Linked DNA regions of Homo sapiens: all the other regions are linked to region 3. A link is an interaction called in ENCODE POLR2A ChIA-PET data of the cell type or tissue named here. Cell type or tissue: OCI-LY7. All regions are shown on one strand. Links, peaks and the distances in the headings refer to the core of each region. The heading gives the core; the rest is flanking DNA.

What was found. Peaks named below come from ENCODE experiments on the same cell type or tissue, not always from the same donor. Only the 100,000 strongest peaks of a DNase experiment are listed, where the experiment ranks them.
Region 1: POLR2A ChIA-PET joins it to region 3 with 5 read pairs; 2 of 35 experiments call an interaction of 5 or more read pairs at or near these places.
Region 2: POLR2A ChIA-PET joins it to region 3 with 7 read pairs; 3 of 35 experiments call an interaction of 5 or more read pairs at or near these places.

The regions. Positions count from the first base shown.
Region 1 is chr9:122,987,120-122,995,755 of GRCh38, forward strand. RABGAP1 (RAB GTPase activating protein 1) reads left to right here. Exons shown (of 26, transcript NM_012197.4): 5 at 2,178-2,352; 6 at 2,937-3,094. Among named protein-coding and RNA genes, the nearest start is that of GPR21, 42 kb to the right of the region's middle. In OCI-LY7, for the core only: CTCF peaks have their summits at 4,373 (motif pointing left) and 4,574; a DNase peak (open chromatin) is centred at 4,392.
Region 2 is chr9:123,170,189-123,178,188 of GRCh38, forward strand. STRBP (spermatid perinuclear RNA binding protein) reads right to left here. Exons shown (of 19, transcript NM_018387.5): 5 at 3,489-3,654. Among named protein-coding and RNA genes, the nearest start is that of MIR600HG, 59 kb to the left of the region's middle. RefSeq lists enhancers at 4,606-5,317, 6,038-6,097. In OCI-LY7, for the core only: CTCF peaks have their summits at 557, 883 and 1,218; DNase peaks (open chromatin) are centred at 4,133, 4,883 and 5,793; H3K4me3 peaks cover 4,123 bases; H3K27ac peaks cover 8,000 bases.
Region 3 is chr9:123,087,269-123,095,904 of GRCh38, forward strand. It overlaps RABGAP1 (RAB GTPase activating protein 1), which reads left to right. Exons shown (of 26, transcript NM_012197.4): 20 at 2,490-2,582; 21 at 3,007-3,117. Among named protein-coding and RNA genes, the nearest start is that of MIR600, 20 kb to the right of the region's middle. In OCI-LY7, for the core only: CTCF peaks have their summits at 4,370 and 4,578; DNase peaks (open chromatin) are centred at 2,723, 4,413 and 8,074; H3K4me3 peaks cover 2,008 bases; H3K27ac peaks cover 3,764 bases.

The sequences.
Region 1 (8,636 bases), core at 371-8,370, 100 kb before region 3:
AAGTGAGACCCTGTCTCAACAAAGCAAAATGAAAAAAAAAGATGAGAAAACTGAGGCACAGAGAAGCCTCTAGCTGTTTATACTAATAGAACAAATAACAATTGCAGATAGCTAATCAGATGTCTGTATCAACCAGCTAAATATACTGTTGCTCAATAAGTCAGATGAATGCAGGTAAAATAAATTTTTTTTCCCTATTACCAAAGATACATGCTTATTTAAAAAAATTGCCACATAAAAATAGCCTTAATTCTACTCTACCACTAATAAATACAGTTAACATCTTGGCTTATTAAGATCTTCTTTGCATATTGGTATATGTATATGTCTAGGTATATGTAAATATACCTGCATATATATACATACATAATTTACAACTGTTAGAATCAACTTTTTTTTTTAACAGCAATGGACCTGTACATACCATCTTGTACTTAGTTTTATATCGTAAACCTCTTTTCATGCCAGTAAATATTATTAAAAATTTTAATTTATGATGGCATATGAATGGGTTATAAATAAATAACCCATCTCTTATATTAGACATTTTAAGGCTTTTATCTTTCAGAGAAAAAAGCATGAATGATGATAGCTAGTTTTAATTATATGGGAATATCAGTGTTTTATAAATAGGTATCTTTGAGCTCAATCTTTTTAGACTTCTGTTGATTTCCTTAGGATAAATTCCTAGAAGTAAACTTATTGAGTTTGTCTATTTTTATTGCTTCTAATAACATTGCCAACTAGCCATCTAGAAATATTGATCTAGTTTATACTTTTATCAGCAGTATATAGAATATCCATTTCTCAGTATCCTCAGAAGTATTTTGGACTTTCATGGTGACAGAGTAATAGCTGTGTGTTGATTGTAGTAAAATAATCTGTATATGTAATTTTTCCCCTTAAGTATTTAAATAACTATTTTGCAAAGACTCACAAATTCTATTTATTAATGATAAACTATTAATAAAATGTGTTTAGCACTCATTTCTATATGTTTCTTAGTCAATACTCATTCCTCTAACTGAAGTTAGACTTTAATATATTTTTAATTCTATAAAAGAAGTTAGAAAGCTAGTCGGTTTTACCCCACATTTTTAGAGTTTTCATAAAAGTGCTTTCAAACCTGTGTTAGATCCTCTTCCTAGGTATTTCCGTGATGAGCAAGGCCTTCTAGGCTTTCCCATTAATGGCTCTACCCACATAGTGTTGAAATTGCATAGTTTCTTTTTAGACCTTCCATAGTTGTGCCTTACTGCCCTGATCAGAGTCTGGAATGTTGTAGGTATCACATAAATATTTGTTGAATAAGTAGATTTTTGAATGAATGCTATCCCTTTGATTTTTTACTGAATGGCATCCTTTTGCTTTTATTCATGATTTTTTTTTTTTTGAGGAGTTAACATTTTGTATAATTTCTGTCCTTATTTTCCATGAATCAAAAAAAAACTTGTTTCAGTCTGAGAAAAAGCATCAGTTTTTTGTTTTTTATTTTTTCATAACAGATTAGGTCATTTTTAAAGGAGATAATTAGAAGCACAGCTTTGCCCAGGTGTGGTGGCTTATGCCTGTAATCCCAGCACTTTGGGAGGCCTAGGTGGGCGGATCACCTGAGGTCGGAAGATTGAGACCATTCTGGCTAACCTGCCCTGTCTCTACTAAAAATACAAAAAATTAGCCGGGCATGGTGGCACATCCCTGTAATCCCAGCTACTTGGGAGGCTGAGGCAGGAGAATCACTTGAACCCAGGAGGCGGAGGTTGCGGTGAGCTGAGATTGCGCCATTGCACTCCAGCCTGGGCAACAAGAGCGAAACTTGTCTCAAAAAAAAAAAAAAAAAAGCACAGCTTCAATGATGTATTTTGGTAGTCTAATTTACGTATTAATCGTCTTTATTTTGTAGCAGACTGTATAAGAAATGTGCTTATTGATATTGTTTATACCTTTCTGTTTGCCTCCCTAAAACATGATACTATATGGTTTTTAGTACTATGGAATTACGTAATCAATAGCTTCCGGAATTCACATATGAGTTACTTATTAAAATTTAAGGTTAATATCAGCATACCAAATATATGATCTTCTTACTAGAAAGAATGAGTCTCACATCTTAATCTAAACGTAGTGCAGATTGTTCATAATTCCTGTAATCTCTCTGTATCTTTTTCTCTGAACAGACTCTTAGATCCTCAGACAAACACTGAAATAGCAAACTACCCTATCTACAAAATCCTCTTCTGTGTCAGAGGGCATGATGGAACTCCTGAGAGTGACTGTTTTGCTTTCACTGAAAGTCATTACAATGCAGAGCTCTTCAGAATACACGTCTTCCGGTGTGAAATACAAGAAGCTGTAAGTCCTCAAGAGAAAACTCTCTGCAAATGAAACTTCACCAGTGCCCTCACTAGGTTGAAATGATTATGGTATTTATTATGATCACTCATAAGCCAGATGAAATTCTCTGCTATTGTTTTAGTGATTCTAGCCTCATGGGCCAAAATATAAATTAACTAAAAATTTGATTAACTAGAACTTTGTTACTACTACTAAGAATGTCAGAGGAGATCTGTTGGCTACTTTTGATTGGGTTAAGTAGGCATTCTGGTTCTAACATTGACAGATTTGCAAACCATTCTTTTAAATCAAAACTTGTTAGGACTGTTTTCATTGTAATATCTTCAGATAGTTTCTAACAATTTAGGAAGTGATTTTTAAATTGGATTTATAGTGCTTACAACCATTTCTTTTTTAAAACCCCTTGTCTGGACATTTTTAGTGTTGCTTGCTTTATAGGCCTAACAAATTAGGTAATTTACCAAAAGAAATAAGTGGGATAAAGATAATTATTGCCCTCCAAAGTAGGTAATCTTCCAGCCTTAATAAAGGTATTTTATATCTTTTGATAACAGCCCATTTCCTAACATGTCTGGTTGTAGGTAAGCCGGATACTTTACAGTTTTGCCACTGCCTTCCGCCGTTCTGCCAAGCAGACCCCACTTTCAGCCACTGCTGCACCCCAGACTCCTGACAGTGACATCTTTACCTTCTCTGTGTCTTTAGAAATAAAAGAAGATGATGGTAAAGGTTATTTTAGGTAGGGAATCTTATTTTATTCATGTATTAACATGCTGTGGTTCAGGGGAAATTCTAGGTCAGATTATAACTTTCATACCATAAAATGATGGCTTTTAAAGGGAGGGCTTTTAAAAAAAATCTGGATGATAAAGGCATATAAATACATAAATTTAACAGAGGCAAAGTTTGAAGAATTTTAAAGCAATTAAAAAAATTGTCATATTGGGAACATGTTGCTACCTTCTTTTAGTCAGATACCAAGTGGCTAACTGCTCACAAAAATATGGCCAAACCGCCAGGCGCTGTGGCTCACACCTGTAATCCCAGCTCTTTGGGTGGCTGAGGCGGACGGATCACCTGAGGTCGGGAGTTCGAGATGAGCCTGACCAACATGGAGAAACCTTGTCTCTACTAAAAATACAAAATTAGCCGGGCGTGGTGGTGGGTGCCTGTAATCCCAGCTACTTGGGAGGCTGAGGCAGGAGAATCGCTTGAACCCGGCAGGCAGAGGTTGCAGTGAGCCGAGATCCTGCCACTGCACTCCAGCCTGGGCAACGAGAACGAAACTCCGTCTCAAAAAAAAAAAAAAAAAAAAAAAAAAAATATATATATATATATATATATATATATATATATATATATGGCCAAAGCTTAGTCAGCTGGATTTGTAGCTATATTTGTTTTGCTGATTGTATTTGCTTGTTTTAGTTGGTTGATTTACTTATATTAATAATCTAAAAATCTTAAGCCTTTTCAAGTCAAGTTTTCCCAGTAAAGTTATCTGCATACATTGGAAGGGGAGAAATAAGGTCTGTGTCTGAAGTCTAATCTTTTGTAGGGTTAGAAGTGACTGATTTTAATTTTTAAATATAATGATAATCCTTTGAGTGGTGGAAAGAACCATGGAATAGAAGTCAAAACTTAGCTTTAGTTTAATTATTGTTACTATTAACAGTGTCCCCATTTCCAAGTTTCTTTACATCTGTCAGTAGTTTCCTCATTTATTAAATGAGGTGGCTAGACTCTAAAACCCTTTCTCACTTTAAAATTTTATGGTTGCAAGATGACTTGATGTTTTTAAAATTACAGCCCATGTCCCAAAATGATTGTATTATAATCAGTAATTGCATGTAGAAGTCTGTTTCCTCCATGACTACCTCATTAAATTGGTAAAATGAAGTTATATAAAAATATGAATATTTCTAATATTTTGCTTTTAAATTAAGCACAGTGATTGGTTTATTAGATTATTAGAAAAACTGATAATTTTTAGTCTTTCTTCAGACTTTGGAATTGTCATGCCATCTGGTGGCCAATTTAGTGTACAGTGCAGCTTAAACTTTGAGGAGTAAAGTATGACTCATTGTGCTCTATGCTTTCTAATTAGATAGATTTCTATTCTCTCTCTCTCTTTTTTTTTTTTTTTTGAGATACGCCTCACGCTGTTGCTCAGGCTTGAATGCAATGGTACAAACATGACTCACTGCAGCCTCAGCCTTCTGGTCTCAAGCAGTCCTCCCACCTCGCCCTCCTGAGTAGCTGGGACCACGGATGCATGCCACTATGTCTGGCTAATTTTTTTTTAAGTTTTTCTAGAGATGGGGTCTTGCCACATTGCCCAGGTTGGTCTTGAACTCGTGGTCTCAAGTGATAGTCTCAGCTTGTCAAAGTGTTGGGATTACAGGCATGAGCCAACCATTCCTGACTATTTCTATTCTCAAAGCAATGCTGTGAGGTAGTCCTTCCTGCAATGTACCTTCCTGCCCTGCAAAGTGAAAATTATAATCTGTATAATTTTAAGTAGTTTTTTACCTTGTTAAGCAACCTTTAAACTAAATATATTTTCTTTCTTTTTTTTTTGAGACAGAGCCTTGCTCTGTCACCAAGGCTGGAATGTAGTGGCACGATCACGGTTCACCGCAACCTCTGTCTCCCAGGTTCAAGCAATTCTCATGCCTCAGCCTCCTGAGTAGCTGGGATTACAAGCATCTGCCACCATACCGGGCTAATTTTTTCTATTTTTCAGTAGAGACAGGGTTTCGCCGTGTTGGCCAGGCTGGTCTCAAACTCCCGGCCTCAAGTGATCCATTTACCTGGGCCTCCCAGAGTGCTGGGATTATAGGCATGATTCACCATGCCTGGCCTTTTTTTCTTTATTGAAAATATTTATGTAGTTTTGGTCTGTAAATTCTAATTATTAAATAGGAAAGATTAAGATCCCTCAGAAGTATCAGTATAACTTCCCTTCCTTCTGAAATCAGGCATATTCAAGGTAGAATGATCATAAACATCTCTGTTCTATTTGTTAATACTGACAAAGTGCTATTACAGAAAATCCCTGGATGGTCAGATTTGCTTTTCACATTTGTTAGGACTTTGTTCTCCTTTTGCTACATGGCTTTGCTGAATTTCTGGTTTATAATAAATACTGTTATGTTAACTTAAATATATTATTTAAGTATAATGATCAATATACCTAAATATATTAGGTTAATATATATTATTTAGGTATAATAATAATTATATATTATACATATAAATTATGTAATAGTTATATACCTATTATTATATAAAACCTATTATATACTTACTATTATACCTAAATATTTATTTTATCTAAATATTATACCTAAATAATTATTATACCAAAATAATTATTATACCTAAATATATTAGGTTAACACAACAGTACTTTAGATGTATGAAATCCTAGCAAAATATACCTTGGTTTGTCAGATTTAAACTTGTCAAAGGTAGTTCCTCTTATCCAGTAATTCTGTAATATGTATGGAAATTTATCTGCAGAAATAATCATTGAGGTTTTCAAAGAATTATTATTATGAATGTTCTCCAACATACTGTGTATAATATTAATAGCAAATTTTAAAAGTAGAAATTAAGTGTTGAATAGAGTACTAAAACATGTTGGTTTATGGATATTACTTATCCCCTGTCCAACTCATATTTGTGTATAACACAAGATTTACTGTGGTTTTACTTTAACATAAATATAGACAAAGTATGATGAGAATAATTAATGCTCTTCTCATTTCTGAAAAAGTATAATTTTTAAATTATTATTATTATTATTTTGAGACGGAGTTTTTCCTCTTGTCACTCAGGCTGGAGTGCAATGGCGTGATCTTGGCTCATTGCAACCTCCTTCTCCCGGGTTCAAGTGATTCTACTGCTTCAACCTCCCGAGTAGCTGGAATTATAGGTGCCCACCGCCACGCCTGGCTACTTTTTGTACTTTTAGTAGAGACGGGGTTTCACCATGTTGGCCAGGCTGGTCTCGAACTCCTGACCTCAGGTGATCCACCTGCCTCAGCCTCCCAAATTGCTGGGATTACAGGCGTGAGCCACCATGCCTGGCCAATTTTTAAATTATTATGATTAGAAACCTGCTTCTCCATTTTGCCCATGGGAAAACTGAGCATTTGTTTGTTTGTTGTTGAGACAGGGTCTCACACTTTTTTTTCTTTTTGAGACGGAGTCTCGCTCTGTCACCCACGCTGGCGTACAGTGGCGCAGTCTCGGCTCACTGCAACCTCTGCCTCCCAGGTTCAAGTGATTCTCCTGCCTCAGCCTCCTAAGTAGCTGGGATTACAGACATGTGCTGCCACGCCCGGCTAATTTTTGTATTTTCAATAGAGACAGGGTTTTACCATGTTGGCCAGGCTGGTCTCAAACTCCTGACCTCAAATGATCCACCTGCCTCGGCCTCCCATAGTGCTGGGATTCCAAGCATGAGCCACCGTGCCCGACCTAAATTGAGCATTTTCATTCAAAGTACCATTCAAGACACTTCTTTTTTGTTTTACTTAATCCACTAACCGTCCTCATGAGATAAATTGGGTAGTTTATACTGTGCTTATTTATAGGTAAAGCCAGGGAAATTAAGCCTGTACTTCAGTTTCTTATTTTATACAATAGAAATTAAATACTAAATTCCCTACTTGGATACATTCACATGATGTAGTTATTAGACCAGAAATATGATCTAGGACCCTGACATTCAGTGAGGTGAACACCCACTGATTACACTCTCCATTCTGCTTCCTGTTACTGCATCCCTGTAGATTCAGAACACCAGAGACAACTTTCTGTCTATTGTTGTTGTTTTAAACTGCTAAACAATGGGATTATATTTACTTGAGCATCCAAAGAACATAGAGACCAGTGTATCTATTACAAGTTGAAAATTGAGACCCTTCCATTTCCTTATAGGTGAAAACTCTGTCACAAATATTTAACAGTTTGATATGCAAAAATTTTCTTTGAACATTTTTGACATTTTTAGAGTTCTTTGCTAAGATTCTTTGATTTTCTAATGGAAGTATTCAAAAATGTTCTTGAATTAGTATAAATAGTAATAAAGTGCAGAAGGGCTTCAAATTAGTATTTCTTTAGGGCTACCTTTAAGTTTGAGTAGGTGTTCAGAGCTTTTATCTAGCCATTTACGGTAGCTACTAATGGTTCTATTGCCATTATCTTAAAGTTGTACAGAAATAAGATACAATTTAGATTTTTTGCATATTGGCTGATGGCCATGGACAGATGTTTACCTTTGAGAACAGTGAGCTAGAGAAAGTGGTGTGTGGGAGAACAGGGGATTATTTTGTTAAACTGTCATTTTAAGAACTTTGCTGTGGCTCACATCTGTAATCCCAGCACTTGGGGAGGCTGAGGTGGGAGGATTGCTTGAGCCCATGAGTTCGAGACCAGCCTGGGCAACATAGCAAGATCCATCTCTACCAAAAATTTAAAAAATTAGCTAGGCATGGTGGCATGTACCTGTAATCCTAGGTATCCTGGAGGTTGAGGCAGGAAGATAGCTTGAGCCCAGGAGTTTGAGGCTGTAGTGAACTATGAGATTGTGCCACTGTGCTGCAACCTGGGTGACAGATCAAGATCCTGCCTCAAAAAAAGAAAAAGAATATTTTTACCTTTTTAATTAAGCTGATGTTTATTAACCTTATCACTAGTTAGTATTTTATAATTATTACACTGGTTTATAATAAAGTTAACAGTGCTTAAGGGAAGTGTTGGACAACAGCTTATTGGCCATATCTTCCTCATTTCTATTACTTTTTAAAGATACCTTGCTTTGAAACTCAAAAGATCTATGATTAAGTATCTTTTTCTTCATTATATGTTTAAGCAAAGAAGGTGATAATAATCTATCTGTAAAGCCCAGTGATAAATATAAAGGAAAGAATACTTACTTTTTTTGAGTTCTGTATGTCAGATGCCATGAAACATGCTTTACAGCAACAAAAGAGAAAATTAAGGTTATGTTTTAGGGGGCATAGGAGTGATTTTTTTAGCTTTATAAATGCTTTAGTGGTTTACCTGCAAATATCAAATGATTTTTTTTTTTTTTTTTTTTGAGATGTAGTCTCGCTCTGTCACCCATGCTGGAGTGTAGTGGCGCAAACTTGGCTCAGTGCAACCTCTGCCTCCCTGGTTCAAGCGATTCTCCTGCCTCAGCCTCCCGAATAGCTGGGACTGTAGGCATGTGCCATCACACCCAGCTAATTTTTGTATTTTTAACAGAG
Region 2 (8,000 bases), core at 1-8,000, 83 kb after region 3:
CTTTACTGGGGATAACACTTTTCTCTCCTCCCAACTTACAAGAAAACCCTCTTTCTCCATTCTTTAAAAAGCAACCACAATGTCAACCATCCATACAATTATGAAACAATATTTAAAACCATTCTAATATTTGAAAGTAAAATGCCAATAGCATCAGTATGTGATAAATGGTAAATTGTTGTTCTTAAAATTATTACAGAGAACTATTATAAAATAAGAAATAGCTGGGACTGCTCTCCAAAACAATAGCTCTTTTTGTAGAGCAGCCTGAACAGGAACTCCTACTTGGCAAAAACTTATGAATATAGGATTATGGAGCTTTTTAAAGAGCACCAAATAAGCATGAATGAAAAAGTATCTCTGCACAGTCACTGACCAGGAGGAAACAATGAGTATAAACAAATAACTTCTTCCCTTCTCCGACAACAGGTCTCAGAGATCTTCCAATGGGACCTACCACTATGGGTCAAGTCATCTGACATCTACAGAAAACCTACATTGCTTCTTTTAACATACAAATATAAACAAACGTACAATTTAGGTAGGGGCCTCCCACAAAATAATCACCTGATCAGAATTATATATTAAGTTATGCTTAATATATTATTATACATTAAATATATGATTTAAAATAAGTTACACGGGGCTTTTTTTCTTAGTGGTGAAATTTAGTGTCTATTACCTGACATACAGTAGCCAGGCTGAATAGGGACACTACCAAGTCCCTGCTCATCAGTGTGTATTAAAAGAATTCAAAGTCACTTATGTAAAAATAGCATTTTACCATTAAACGATCCCAAAAAAGTAGGAAAGGGAAAACTCATTATCCTACTTTTGAATAGAGGAAGCCAAGGAAGGGAAAGGCCATACGTAGATAAAAGAACCAGAATATAAAGAAACTGCAAAAAACAGCTCACATTCATTTTGTCACTAAAAGAGCATTAAAGATGTCTATCAAAGAATAAATTGAACTTCATTTTTCAATTATGCATGTCGATCACCATAAGACACACCCAAAATAATAAACATAATATGCATTTTGTGCTAGAGTAATTTTAAGTGATTTCTGGTTTTGGTCATCCTCCTCCTCCTTTGCTCAAAGAAGTTCTAAAAGCATCCTAGGAAAGAGTATGAAGAGAAAAGGTAAGGTAAAACCTCAGCTAACTAACGTACTTAGATAACTGAAAGTTTTGCTATGTTAAGTGCTCGGGAAAAAGATTTTTGGTCCATAAGGAAATAATATCGTATCAGAGACTGGTTTTCCACACAAACACCATGAAAACTGGGCAGGGCAGGAGGGGCGGAGGGTGCTCGGGGAGAAAGGTTTAATTGTAAAAGTCACACTTAATTTCATGAATATTATTAGTAACAATACACTTGCACACATGTGTATATATGTGGGCATGTGTGTACATGTATACATTTTAATCTGAGATTAGTGTACAATCATCATCCCCATTTTACAAGAAAATGTATCTTTACCCAAACATAGATTTATTGTTGGAGAAATCTATTAGCTATGTTAAATTGAAAGATACTTCTCCTAATTTCCACCATTAGTCTTAAGAGTTCACACCTCTTTTACCTTCTGCCAGACAGCATTTCGAAGACCTAAAGGTATTTATATCTTTTTTAGTTTCTTTAGCCTAAAAAGCTTCAGTCTCCTAAAATTTGAGATGGTTTGTATACCCTGTACACCCTCCAGGGTAACCCCCTTGAATACTTGCTAACTAGACAAGAACCTTTTTAAACTGCGATGCTCATAAATAAAGACCCTCACTCAAGAGAGAAACAATGTGGAGTTTACAAAGTTGTGATCTGCACAGAGAAAGCTCTAACAATGCCAACTAAAGCTTGGCCCAATCTTCTCTGTCTTCAAAACAGGAGAGATGTGATAGATTTTCTGAATAAAAACTCCGATTTACTGTTGCACTGGTTCTCAACCCTTTTTCAATGCTGCAACATCTGAGGATGAGGAATATGATCATTCTCATAAGAAACAAGATTCATGAAAGGAACAGAAAGGGGGTGAGGTGGGTGAAAAAGCCACTAGTATGTCTGATTCTGATAATTCTACATGTAAGAGTAACGATGTTTACTATACTAACAGCAGAAATACAGATTAAATGCTAAAACAAAATAAAAATTGAAACGGGAACTTTATTAATATTCTAATAAACTACAAGTATAGTTAGCCAGAAAGCCCATTAATTAGCTTTCCACTTTGTAAAGCTTTATTGCATGTTTAATACATAAAGCTATGTTCCACTCTCCTTCCTCCAAATGATCACAAAAGGATTTTTTTAAAAGGGAGGGAAAGGTAAATAGATTCAACCCTATAAAAGACCAGAAAACATTTCTCCATCAAAATTGAAAGTGGAAAAGCCAAGTATGTTCTGTCACTTTAAAAACCATATATTAAGACAAAATGATAACATAGTGCCCCCAAAATTAATACAGGAGAATGTGCCAATCAGTAAAATAAATCTGAGTGTCAAGAATGGTACTAAAAAATCAGAGATGGTTTTGAGGGTCAGCTAGTGAATATGAAAGAAAATGATCTAGTAACAAAGCTAAGAAAAACAAACTTAGAATTCATACATCTTGAAAAAAAGACCCCTTTTAAAAGATATACAAATAAAAGAAACTAAATTTTAAAAAGTGAGTGGTGGTGGGGAGCATTCAACAATTCACAAGTTTGGACTTAGAGGCCAACATCTATTTCTGTGGCATTGATATGAAGACAAACTAATATAAAATTATCAAAAGCTGTAATTTAATTGGACCACAGACAATATGCATCTGAAACTGAAGATGATCACAGACTCCCAATCAGTGATGCAATGAGTCCTTGGGGTAGGCTGGCAGGGCAGGTCCTAGAATGACCAGAACCCCAGAATGGTTACCTTCATCCCTGAGGAGCCTTCAGCCTTCAGCAGCATCCTCCAGGGAACATGCCAGCATCATATTTTTCTAAATGCATCCCAGTGTAAAAAAGGTTTGGAGACAAGAAATAAACAGTAATTTCCATTAACAGAACAAAGAGGTGGCAAATTAACTGAGTCTTCAGTTTTAAAAATTACTATCTATGAAAGTCTCTCGTTGATAAGAAAGTCTCTTAGTCGCTAGAAAGTATCTAGGCTGTTTTCAATCTTCCAATTCTTTTCTGCAGTATACCAACCCTTCCAAGAACTTTATAATGGTGAGACCTAGCCTGGAAAAAATGAAGATTCTCAGCAAGATACAACGGAAAAGTTTAAGATGGTACCTTAATGGCCATCTTAATTTGGTAAATATATCCTGAGTACAAATCACCAGAAGTTTGCTTTAACTGTGATGAATTAGTCATTGACCCAGAGTAGCAGTACTCATTTTGTCTGTGTCTATCCTATTAGCTATTAGCAATTCTGGTTAATAATTTTTTCAAAGTCACTACCTATTTCACCTTTTTACAAATTCGCCTAGAGGTGCAGTTAAACTGTACTCACCTGAATCTGAATAGGAAGATTATCTTTGACTGTATTTAACAGGGTCTCTGTGGGTTTGTCTTTGCACATTAAAACCAGCTCCAAGTCCATATCATCTTTAATCAGCAAGCCTTTTGCAACCAGGCCAATCCTCATTACACCACACAATGTCCGACCACCTTGATCCCTAAAAATAAAAGTCTGCATGATTACTTTCACAACCTATTTCCCAAACTATAACTTAATCATCACTTGGCTTCCTGAATACTCTTACAAACTGATAAGGGAGTATGTAAATCCAGACATCCAAGTATCCACAAAATTAAGCCTCAGATTTGAGGCTTATAAAGTATCTATCTTCCCTCAAGGAGTCAATGGGGAACGTATTTCATACTACAGATCTTGTAATTCTTTACTACATTTATATTGCTTAAGAAAACTCAAAAATACTGTATTCTCTTAAATATTTTTTCAAATTGTTCTTTTAAATTTCCTTCTGGCCAGGTGCAGTGGCTCATGCCTGTAATCCCAACACTTTGGGAGGTCAAGGCAGGAGGATCATTTGAGCCCAGTAGTTCAAGACCAACCTGGGCAACACAGTAACACCCTGTTGCCACAAAAAATGTAAAACAATTAGCCAGGTGTAGTGGCATGCACCTGTAGTGCCAGCTATTCAAGAAGCAATGGAGAGAGGATTGTTTGAGCCCAGGAGGTTGAGGCTGCACTGAACCATGTTTGCACCACTGCACTCCAGCGTGGGTGACAGAATGAGACCCTGTCTCAAAAAATAAAAATAAACTTCCTTCTGTGTTAGTAGTAATTAGGCAATTTGTGAGGAACATGAATACCACTGTATATTGGGAAAGAACATCAGCACAGAAATCTAAAAGACCTGGATTCTACTCGTAGTGCCTGCTGACTCAGTATCCACAACAGTAAAATGACTATTGGCTAGATGAGCTAAAGTTCCTCCCAACTATATCATTCTAAAGTGCCTCCCTTTCTATATCAGCTTATGGGGAAAGCAGAAAAATGTGATAAAAGTATAGAGCTAAGGAAGGAAAGATAAACTGCCAGCATATGCATTCCAAATCCAGGAGTAGCTAAAAGAGCAAACACTCAAAGAAATCAAGTCATAAATGGTGCATAAGAAAGGTGCTCATCTATCCTTGATTTTAATTCTAAAAGTTTCTTATTGGTTCATTTCCCTTAATCACAAATGAAAATAGTAACTAAGTTTAACCGTCTTTCAACAAATAAGCAAGTGTTTGGGTATGGCAAACATATTTACAGGAGTTACAGTCTCTCCTGCTCCTGAGGCTTACTCTGTAGTTAAGCAACAAAAGCAGTAACAGTTTAAGTGCCCTATTTAAAAGGGGAAGAGAAAGTAACATCTGAGCACAAACAGGTGTCACATATTCTCATTTAAATCTCACCACAAGCCTCCATTTGCAAGACAAGAAATGTGAGCCTCAGAAAAGTTAATTGTTCAAGTTCACCAAGAAAGTAAAATGGCAAAGCCTAAATTCAAACCTAAGTTGTTTTGACCACAACATTCAGGTCCCTTACATTATATGATTGCTTCCCAAGTTCAGAAAAGGGAGAGGTCAAAATTAGAGATGTCAAGCAAGGCAAACTGAAAGTCTGACTTCAGCAGAATCTTGATCTACCTAGATGGGAAACAGTCATTCTAGCTATAAGCAAAGAATCAGCAGAGTTGGGCAAGAATCAGCAGAGTTGAGAATAAAATGGAAAGGGAGAAGGAAGAGAAACAAATTGTGGCAGTGGAAACTAGAAAGGAAGATAAATAATCCAGCCATGGGTTCAGTGCCTGGCACACTTATAGAGATTCAATAAACATTAAATCAATGAAAAATGTTAAAGGTGGTATAAATATAGAAATAAAAAGCATTTTAAAGCAGGTGACCAAGTGTAGGCAATTGTCTGATATTAACAATAGAGAATCAGTCATCTTTGATTTCTTCTTCCTCTGTATCCTTGTCCTCTCATTCTTCCAAGTCTAATATTGTAATGGTTTATAAATTATCCCTCTATAATCACCATCAAACTTGCAAACCAGTTTCTTCAGGCTTTTATTACCTCTCACGTAGACCACCTCAATAACCTCCTCCTTACTGGCCTTTCTGACCTCTGTCATCTCCAAAGTACTGTATACAGCAACCAGAATAATCTTCCAAAGGCGCTGATTGGATAACACTCTACCTACTAATTCATTGGTGTCCCACTGAACACTTGGACACTTACCATATTGGAAAGCAATTTAGAAAATGACATCGCTTCCTGGTTCAAATCCTGGCTCTGCTACTTACTGTGTGACATTGGACAAATTTCAAATAACTTGACTTCTTTTGAGCCTGCTTCCTCATTTGTAAAACAGGAATAATACCTTTCTCACAGAGTGGTAGTGAGAATATATGTTAACAAACTTTGGCCAGAGCCCAACAGATATTAACAGCTCAATAAACAACAGTTATTATTCCTTAAACAGTTCTATACTTTCTCATACCTAGATCGGTGCTGAGATTTATTTTTTTCTTTCACTTTCACCACATGCCAAAACCCTACCCCTATCCATCCTCTGAGCCTATTCCAAGTGCTACCTCCTTCATGGAGCTTTTGCAGATTTCCAGAACCAGCACATCATCGTCTCTCCCTGCTCTGTACTTTCACATGTTATTCACAGGAAACTGAAGAATAGATGCTAAGAAAACTGGATCTGGAGTCAGAGAAACTTCAATATGAGTCCTGGTTCAACCACACATATTTACTAAGTAGCCTTAAGCAAGTTAAAGTTTGTTAATGATTCTGAGTCACTCTTTTTTTTATAAGCAAGTTTGGAGCACAGGAAATTTCACAAGTAAAACAGGAGTGGAGAAAGGAAGATAATAATATTAGAGACTGGTAGATTTGCTGCAAGATAGTAGGAAAAGTATGTGGTACAATAGTTGGCACTCAATAAACAGTAGCTGTTATTAGCTCAGTTATTAAATTCTAAACCATAATTATGATATACTTGGTCTTATCAGCCCACAGGTAGAAGACAGCATGATTGAGCAAAAAATCAATTCCTAATTCAAACAGTTCTGAATTTCAATTTAAAAATTGGAACATAGCAGTTATTGTAAAGCAAGCAACCCAATGTATTTGAATTTACTATATGTGAATTTAAAATTAAAAACAGAATTCTAATATTCCTAATAATACATATTGTAGGACCTTGTATAAGTTATTTGACTTTTGAATCCATTTTGAAAAAGGTAAAGCATTAAGTTAAATTAAGACAGCATAGGTAAAAGCTGCCTAACCGTGCCTGGCAATGGAAAATGCTTAATTGCTTAATAAATACAAGCTACCCCCCACCCATCTCTGTGTCCTTCAGAGTGGTTAACACTCACCAGGTGCACAATATATGTTTATTACCAGAACACAACTCTGTCCTTGGAATACATGCCAGCCTCTGATATAAGAATAGAATCTCATTCTGCACTCCTTGAGTTCCACCACATGGGAAGGATCATAGGCAAGGGCTCACCCAGGGACTGTTCCACAAAACGGAAAGACTGTACATAGACAACCAAGAGCATCCACACACAGAAGTATAAAATCCAGGCCTGGCATGGTGGCTCATGTCTGTAATCCCAGCACTTTGGGAGGCCAAGGCAGGATAGCTTGAGGTCAGGAATTCGAGACCAAATTCGGCAATGCAGCAAGACTCTGTCTCTCCAAACGAAATTCTTTTTTTTTAAATTAGCCAGGCATGATGGCACACACTTATAGTCCTAGCTATTCAAGAGGCTGATGTAGGAGGATCACTTGAGCCCAGGAGTTCAAGGCTACAATAAGCTATGATCACACTACTACGCTCCAGCCTGGGCAACAGAGCACCCTATCTCTAAAAAAATAAAAATAAAAATAAAACTTCAAATAAAAGTATGGAGCATATTATCCTGTACAAGTCTTTAAATCACAGACCTCATCCAGTTAAGCAAGTCTATAGGAGTGCTTTCCAAAATATGCCAGGCTTGAGAAGAAACAAAATTAGAAAATGTATTAAAAAGACATAAACTTCACTGAAATGTATACTTACAATTAGTAAAAATAGCAAATCTTATGTTATATATTTTACCACAATAAAAAAATTTTTAACATGACATAAACATGTAGCAAAGTGCAACTTAAATCTGGAATACGTGACTATTTAACTTGCACAGGAGCTGAGATACATATAGAACTAAATAATTAGATAACATTACTAATGAACATGAATTCCAAATCTAACAGTAACATTTGTACAGACATCATATATGAGAAAAATTACACATTTCCAAGAACCTTCAGTGACAAGACCATGACCAGACACAATGTATAAACTGCCTGTAAATAGTTTAAAAAAATTGTGCTCTTCAGCAATAAAACTGACACACTGATTATCTTTGATCTGAAGATAAAAAAAGTTATACTATCTTTCAGTGAAGAAAATCCATTTATCAATACTTTCCTATTATTATTTAC
Region 3 (8,636 bases), core at 391-8,390:
TACCCCAGCAAAAGAATGAAAAGTTGAAGAAACTTGAAGATTTGTGAAAATGTTTTACAGGATTTGGTGTCAATTTGTTTTTTTTTAATAAAGTGCCATGGGAGCCTCATAACCACTGCCCTTCCTCTCATTTATTCAGAATGCAAAAGCACTGGGATGAAGTGTTTGCTGTTCGCAGCCGCATTTATTTTCTGTTCCACTACTATTGATCTGTTAGGATTGTCTATACACTTACTGATTGCATAGACATTTTACTTAGGTGCTTTCTTTGTGAGTCACTTAGGTACACAATAAAAGTTTACCCTAGCATTGGGCCTAAACTGCAGAAGATCTCAGCTTAAAGATGTCCTGCTCCAGTTTGTGGCCTCACCCCAGGTGTTGAGTGAGCATCTTTCTGTAGAGGTCAGCTGGAGCAGAATGCTGTCTTCCTGGCTGTCTAACCTTGGGCAGCAGCCAGACTCCAGGAATAGAGCTCTGATTGAGGCAGACCTGCAAACAGCCTGACTAGGGGAGGTGTCCACAGTCAATGGGAGAGGAACACACTCTCCCACTGAGAGCGTCTGGAGACACTGACACCAACACGCAGCAAATGTGGGCCTATCCTGTTCCCTTTCTAGGTCTTATTTCTTCATCTGTAAAATAAGAAAGTTAGAGTGGAGTAGATCTGAGAGTCCTAGTTACCTGGACCTGGGGACTAACAGGCAGATTTCCACGTCAGCACTTTAGTGCTGATTACTGAAGTTTCAGGAAGGGATTACCATTAGTTTCATATTCTTTTTTTTTTTTTAATTATTTAGATGGGGTCTCTCTCTTGTCACCCAGATTGGGACACAGTGGTGCAGTCTTGGCTTGGCTCACTCCATTCTCAACCTCCTTGGCTCAAGGGATCCTCCCACCTCAGCCTCCAGAGTAGCTGGGACTACAGGCACATGCCACCATACCTGGCCAATTTTTATATTTTTTTGTAGAGAGAGTCTTGCTGTGTTGCCCAGGCTGGTTTCAAACTCCTGGCCTCAAGTGATCCTTCTGCCTTGGCCTCCCAAAGTGCTGAGATTACAGGTGTGAGCCACTGCACCCAGCCATAATCAGTCCTTAAATTGCACACATCTGTTTTTTTTTTAATCACTTTTCTATTATATCTCATAACTTTTGAACATGTAATTTAAAACAATGCCAATGCCATAGGGAATGGCTAGCTGTTCAGAGGAAGGAAAGATAGTCACCCAGCCTGGGCAACATAGCAAAACTCCATCCCTACAAAAAATAAAAATCAGCCAGGTGTGGTGTCGTGTGCCTGTAGTCCCAGCTCCTTGGGAGGCTGGGGCGGGAGGATCAACTTGCCACAGGATGTCAAGGCTGCAGTGAGCTGAGATCACACTACTGCACTCCAGCTTGGGTGATAGAGATCCTGTCTCAAAGAGGAAAAAAAAGCCAGTTGCATCTTGAAGGTATGTTGCCCTTGGTTATAGTTTAGCTTGAAGAAGGAGACAGAGCCAACCAGTAAAGAGGGGGAAAGCCTGTTACCTAGAAGGAAAGCCAAGAGAATAAAGGGAGAAAAGATTTTCTAGAAGAAAGCAGAGAAGATTGGTCATGTTAAAGCATGAAAGTCAGGGAGTTTTGAAGTTTAGTTGGGGAGATGTAAGACCACTGGACAGAGGAAAAAGACACCACTGGTGACCTTCAAGAGGGTTCTTTCATAGAGTAGTCAGAGCAGAGGCCTGACTTACATTAAGGAGGGGCAGGTCTTGAAGCAATGGAGGTGAAGATATAGGCCTGTGGTTTGCAATGGTGGGTAAGAAAAGGCTTGAGAGAAAGAGAACAATAATCTGATGGGGTGAGAGGGCATCTAAGCAGAGTAGTCAGCACAGCTGTGTTTTTAAGGGTAGAGATAACTGTCTGTTTGAAAGCAGCACAGAAGAAGGTAGGAGAGAGGAAAGGGAGGGGATAGAGAGGTGCTAGGATAGTGAGGACTTTGGATGGAGTCCAACTGCCAGGGCTCAAATCCCAGATCTCCCAGTCCCTTATTGTGTGACTTTGGTCAAGTTACATAACCAACCTCCTTATACCTCAGTTAACTTGCCTATAAGATGAGGATGAGAATAGCACACCTCGTAGAGGTGCTGTGAGGTCACAGATTTAAAGGATTTAGCAGCAGCACTGGTATATGCTAAATAAAATGGTGGCATTATTATTAGGGACAAATAGGACCCAGAACTTGTAGGAGGAGCCGTCTGTAGGGTGTTCATTCTAATACTGTCAGTTAAAGCCTTAGGACCCAAACATCTCCAACAGAACTCTAAACGCATTGAGAATTTGGGGTCCTGGGCTTATACCCTACTCTGATGATTTCCCTCCAAAAAAATAGGAAATACCACATCCATAATGACTGAGATTGCCCAGGCCACCAGAAGTCTTGGTCTTCAGTGCAGGCACTGAAGCACCCACTACTTTCTAATACTTCTTAATTTACCCTATGATTTATCCTACAGATTAGTCAGAAGAAGTTGAAAAAATACGAGAAAGAATATCACACCATGAGGGAACAGCAGGCCCAGCAAGAAGACCCCATCGAGCGATTTGAGGTTTGTTTGCTTATGGCCTACGTGTGAGGAGCTCCCATGCTTTCATTTCATATGATTGCGCCTGTAACTAGCTTTATTGAGTCCTTTTTAAAATTCAATTCCTCTGTAGGTTCAGGTTTGAGTTTGCAAATTAGCAAGCAAGATCTGTTTTTGCTTCAAACCAGCTGCCTGGTTTGTTACAGTTCAGTGGCTTTTCGTCACAGTTAACAAATAGTAGGTGCTTGACAAAGTCACTTGAATCAGTTAAGTATTTCTTTATGGAGCTAGAAAATAAGAAATTGTTGATTTGGAAACACATCAGGTCCAGCCATTTCTCTTATTGTTTCCATAGGACTTAGAAATTTATTTTGAGGTTTAGCCCTGAGAAATTTTCATTTCCATCTGATTTTTATGTGTCTGTAACTGGTTTCTTTCTACCCTTCAGCGGGAGAATAGGCGTCTACAAGAAGCTAACATGAGGTTGGAACAGGAAAACGATGACTTAGCCCATGAGCTGGTGACCAGCAAGATTGCACTACGGAAGGACCTGGATAACGTAAGTCCAACGGGTCTGAAGGGAAAGATCTCACTGAGACACTTGACTTTTCCCCTCAAGAGAAATCCTGGAATTTTAGTGATTGTTATTCTAGCCACCTGTAAAGTTTCCCGCTTGTGATACAACTTGCTTGTCAGTGTCACTTCCCTCCTTTCCTTCAGGAATTATCTGTTGTCTCACAAAGCCCTCCTTACCACATTCTTTTCTCATTGTGCACATAATCCTTGAGCTTCTTTCCCAAACATCATTTGATTAAGAGACCTTGTGGTTAATTCTTACATTACTATAATTGGCAGGAGCATTTAATCATTATAATTACGTTAACCTCCCTCCTCAGACAGGAAGAGATTTTGTTATCCTACATATTTGGTGACTGTTGAAAAAGCATTGCCAGTTGGAATGCAGCTCAGTACCTCAGCAACTTGCAGTTTCATCAGGAGTTTCTGTTGACAGATGTTTCATTTTTCTTTGCTTCTCCTAATCTTAACAATTTTGGAATGATGTCTTTCCTGGCAGAAACCCTTTTCTATTTTCTGTACTACAGACTAACCTTAGAAGAAATGGTATAATCTCTCGATCATGGTTTAGGTCAGAAGTTGGCAAACATTTTCTGTAAAGGGATGGATAATAAGTGTTTGAGGCTTATGGCCCTACAGTCTACATTGCTACTACTTAGCAAAAGCAGACATAGATGATATGCAAATGAATGAGCATGGCTATGTTCCAGTTAAAAGCTTTATTTACAAAAACAAGTGACAGGCTGGATTTGGCCCTTGGACTGTAGTTTGCCAACCCTTTAGGTTTCCCTGCTAGGCTCCTAGGATTACCTTTCTACTCATTGGTTTCCTAAAGTTCCAGGGATGGGCTCAGGCTGTTGAGGATTTTTACGGGGGTCTTACATTATATGCACTGAAATAGGGTCCATGAATTTCAGGATGTCCTTGACATCCACCAGAAGCTTACAAAAATTTTGTGTACTCATGCATTTCCTTGAAAGGCTATGCTTTCATTTAGTTCTCCTAGGTAGAAAGACTATGGTTTCATCAGATTCTCAAAGTGGTTAACAGGTGAGACAGAGACCACAGTATCTACCCATTCAGAAAATGTAGGATGGACCTGGATTCTAATGCCAGCTACTCTGCTTTCAGCTCACCTTGGACACCTTGTAAAATGAGGGGTGGTAAAATAATAGCTATGTCACAGGGTATAGAGAGAATTACATAATTAGATGTATATGAAAGCATCATTAAAAAAAAATCAGGCACAGGCATTGTTAGCGCCCTCTGCTTGTCTGCTTGTCATCTACAAATAACTGAATTTAACAGGGAAGGCTCCTCTTTGCAGTTTTTGCAGGGAGAATGTTTCAAGGTCATTAGCCCTCAATGACCAGAACCTGAGGTCTTTTGATGGCTTTTTGGCTTACCACAGTCTGCTCATCAGGGTTGAGTTTCCTCCTTACGGTGCAAATTCCCAGCATATCCTCTGTTCCTCTTTGTAGAAACACTATATGGGTCATTCTCTCCCTGTTCGGGTATTTCTGCCTAGTGAGTGGAGGGAGGCAGGTGTACATGGAGCAGGGACTACTGAAGCAGGGCCAGAGGTGTGTGCCTAACACAGCCCTCATAACAGCCATGGGTCATGCAGAAAGGAGGAAAAAAAGGAAAAGAAAAAAAATATGGGTCTTGAATAGGAGCCTTTGTGTCCTACAATGAAATTAAGAGGCAGCTTAGGCTAAAATTCCAGGTGGATTTTTAGTTTGAGCTGTTGTATTTTCCAGTCTAACAGGCCCAGTATTAACAGTGACACCCACTAGTGAGTCGTAGACTACTTATGTTCTTAAAACCTGCCCCTAAACAGTATAAACCCTTTTTCAAGTCATCTTATCCTGACACAGTAGTGAGAGAACCAGGTTTCATTCCTGATATTAGGAGTGCAAAATAATAAGAATTATAATATGAGCTCCCATTTACTGATGATTTGTGGTGCTAGGCACTATGATAAGCATTTTACTAAACTTTGATCTCTCTTACCCTTACCTCAGCCTTGAGAGAACAGTAATGTAAGTTCCATTTATGGATGAGGATTTGTTTTTTTTAACAGCTATAAAACTTGAGATTCAGTTGAAGGTACCCAGGAAGAAGCAGAGCCAGGCCCATGGAACTGGAATGCCCAGGCTTTTTTTTTACAGTGCCAGCCTGTTTCCACAGTAAATATGGGACAAGGAGCTATGAATCAATGTCATAACCGTATCAAAAACATGAGGACCAGGGATTGTGACATAAGAGCTAACATTTCTTGAGCACTTACCAAGTGCTAGGCACTGTTCTAAGTGCTTTCTATATATTATCAAATCCTCAGAGTAGGCCGTGTTGTAGAAGGGATATAATTATGATCCCCATTTTACTGATGAGGAAACTGAAGCAAAAAGAGGTTAAATATCCCACACAGATCACCCAGCTAGTGGCCAAGCCCTCAAATTGAAGGGCTGACACCAGAGCTCACCCTCCTAAGCAGGCGGCAGGGCTCAGGAGCATCACACCAGGGCCCATCCTGCAGTCATCTAAAATGCTGCAGACACACCTTTCCCACACTCACTTTCCCTTCCCAAGTTAGACTTCTCTCTGTAGTTTCTTCTGAATCATCACTGAAAATCAGCTAGATTCTTCCTCACTGAAGGGAGGAGTGTGGGGCCCTTTCATTATTTTTTTACTTTAGGGACTTAGGTTTTTGAAAGAACGTCATTCCTTTGAGCTCTTTCCTTCCTGCATCTCAGAGAAAAGCTCTGGTGTGAGGCTTTAAAATTTCCAGGGCCCTCTTGTATTTTCGGTTGATTATACATCACTTTTGTTATTCATCACCTGTCACTTTTGCTGTTCTTCACACAACAGCTGTGGAGAAATTCCATGCCAGCCACTTAATTCCTCGGTGACCCCAATCAAGCTTTCTGTATGAAATGGGAGTAATGACTAGACCTGACACTGGTGTTAAAAGGATGAGGGGAAGCTATGGAAGGTCCCTGCAGAGCTGATAGGACCATGTCCGAGTCCCCTCTAGCAGGGTCACTCCTCTGTGTTGAGACAGACATGAGAGTGAAGGAAACTTGCTGGTGAGCCCAACTGCTGTCCAGCAGGATGTAAACTCTGCCTCAGCTCCTTATTAGTTCTGTGACATTTTGCAGATTGCTGAACTTGCCCCATTGAGTTAGCTTGGCCCCTTTATTAAAAATCAATTGACCCTAAATTGGCGGGTTCACTTCTTGATTCTGTCTGCTCCGTCTGTTTCTGTGTCTATCCTTAAGCCAATACCACACTGTCTTGCTTACTGTAGCTTTATAATAAATCTTAAAATCAGTTCATGTGAGTTCTCTGACTTTGTTGTTCTTTGCATTTCTGTATCAGTGTTAGAATCAGCTTATGAATATCTAGAAATAAAAGCCTCTGGCTTTTGAGTGAGGTTCATGGAATCTGTAGATCAATTTGGGGAGAACTGACATCTGAACAACAGTTGAAGCATTCAATCCAGAACATGTTAAAATTTTCCTTTATTAAGATCTTTTTCAGTTTCTCTCAGTAGCAATGTTTTTTAGTGTTCAATTTACAAGACGTGCATGTTTTAATCTATTTTTGTAAAGTGGTATTGTTTTTTAAATTTCATCTTCCAGTTGTGTATTGCTAGTCTCTAGAGATGCAGTTGGTCTTTGTGTTGTGACCTTGTATCCTGTGACCTTGTAAAAACTCATTTGTTAGTCTGGCAGCTTTTTAAATATATTTTTTCAGATTTTCCACATATACAATCATATCATCTCTGAATACAGTTTTTCTTCCTTTCATATTTATCTGCCTCTCTTTTTCTTGTCTCACTGCACTGACTAGCATCTTCAGAATGATGCTGAATGGTTAGAGTGGACATCATTGCCTGGTTCTGGACATTAGCTGTAGGTTTTTCGTAGAGTAGGTTGAGGAAATAAATTCTCCTCTGTTCCTGTTTGCTGAGAGTTTTTGTCATGAATGGGTGTTGAATTTTGTCAAATGCTTTTCCTGTGTCTGTTGAGATAATCATTTGGTATTTCTCCTTAATTTTGTTAATATAGTGAAATAAATTCACTTTTCAATGTAAACCAACCTTGCATTCCTAGGATAAACTCCAGTTGGGGTTTCTATTTTTTATTAAAGATTTTAATTCTTATTAAATATTTATATGTTCATAAGGAATATTTGTCTGGAGTTTTATTTAATGTTTTTGTCTGGTTTTGTCATTAGGGAATGCTGGCCTCGTAAAATGAAGTGAGAAGTGTTCCCTCTTGTTTTCTTGAGGACTTTGTATATGATTGTTCTTTGATTAAGTCTTTAGTTCCCTAGTGAAGTCACGCAGACCTGAAATTTTCTTTGCAGGAAATTAATTGTGAATTCTTTTTCTTTTCTAGATATGGAGCTATGCAAATTTTCTAATTTTTCGTGTGTCTGTTGTTATAATTTGTGTCTTTCAAGTAATATATCCATTTCATCTTAAGTATGTTGATATAAGGTTGTTTGTATTCTTTTAATATTTATAAGATATGTAGAGATGTTTCATTTTCATTCCTGATGTACGTCATTTCTTTTTCCCACTTTTCCATAACCAACTTAGCTAGAAGTTTATCAGTTGTGTTGATCTTTTCAAAAGCCAGCTTTAGCCTGGGCAACATGGCAAAAATTAGCTGGCTGTGGTGTCACATGCCTATATTCCCAGCTACATAGGAGGCTTAGGTGAGAGGATCACTTGAACCCGGGAGGCAGGGGCTGCAGTGAACCGAGATCATGCCACTGCACTCCAGCCTGGGTGACAGAGTGAAACCTTGTCCCAAAAAAAAAAAAAAAAAAAAAAAAAGCCAGCTTTTGCTTTTATTGAGTTTTCTCTGTTGTCTTGTTTCATTGATTTCTGCTTTTACTTTCTTTGGGTTTCATTTGCTCTTTTTCTGGCTTCTTAAAGAGGAAGTTTGAATAACTCTGGACCTTTCTTCTTTTCTAAAATAAGCATTTAAAGTTATTAATCTCAGCCAGGCACAATGGCTCATGCCTGTAATCCCAGCACTTTGGAGGCCAAAGCAGGAAGATTGCTTGAGCCCAAGAGTTCAAGACCAGCCTGGGCAATATAGCAAGAATTTGTCTCTACAAAAAATTTTTGAAAAATAGCTGAGCATAGTGACACATGCCTGTAGTCCCAGCTGCTTGGGAGGCTGAGATGGGAGTATTGTTTGAGCGCAGGAGTTCAAGGTTATGGTGAGCTATGATCGTACCACTGCATTTTAGCCTGGGCAACAGAATGTGACCCTGTGTCTTTGAAGAAAAAAAAAAAAAATCAGAAATCTCCATGTAAGCACTATTTTCAGCTGCATTCCACATACTCTGATGTGTTGTGCTTTTATTTTCATTCAGTTCTTGTGATTTATTCTTTCACTTATACAAGTTTATTAGTAGTATGTAATTTAATTTCCAACTATTGTTTTTCCCAGAAACTTTTCTGTTATTTTTCATTTATTT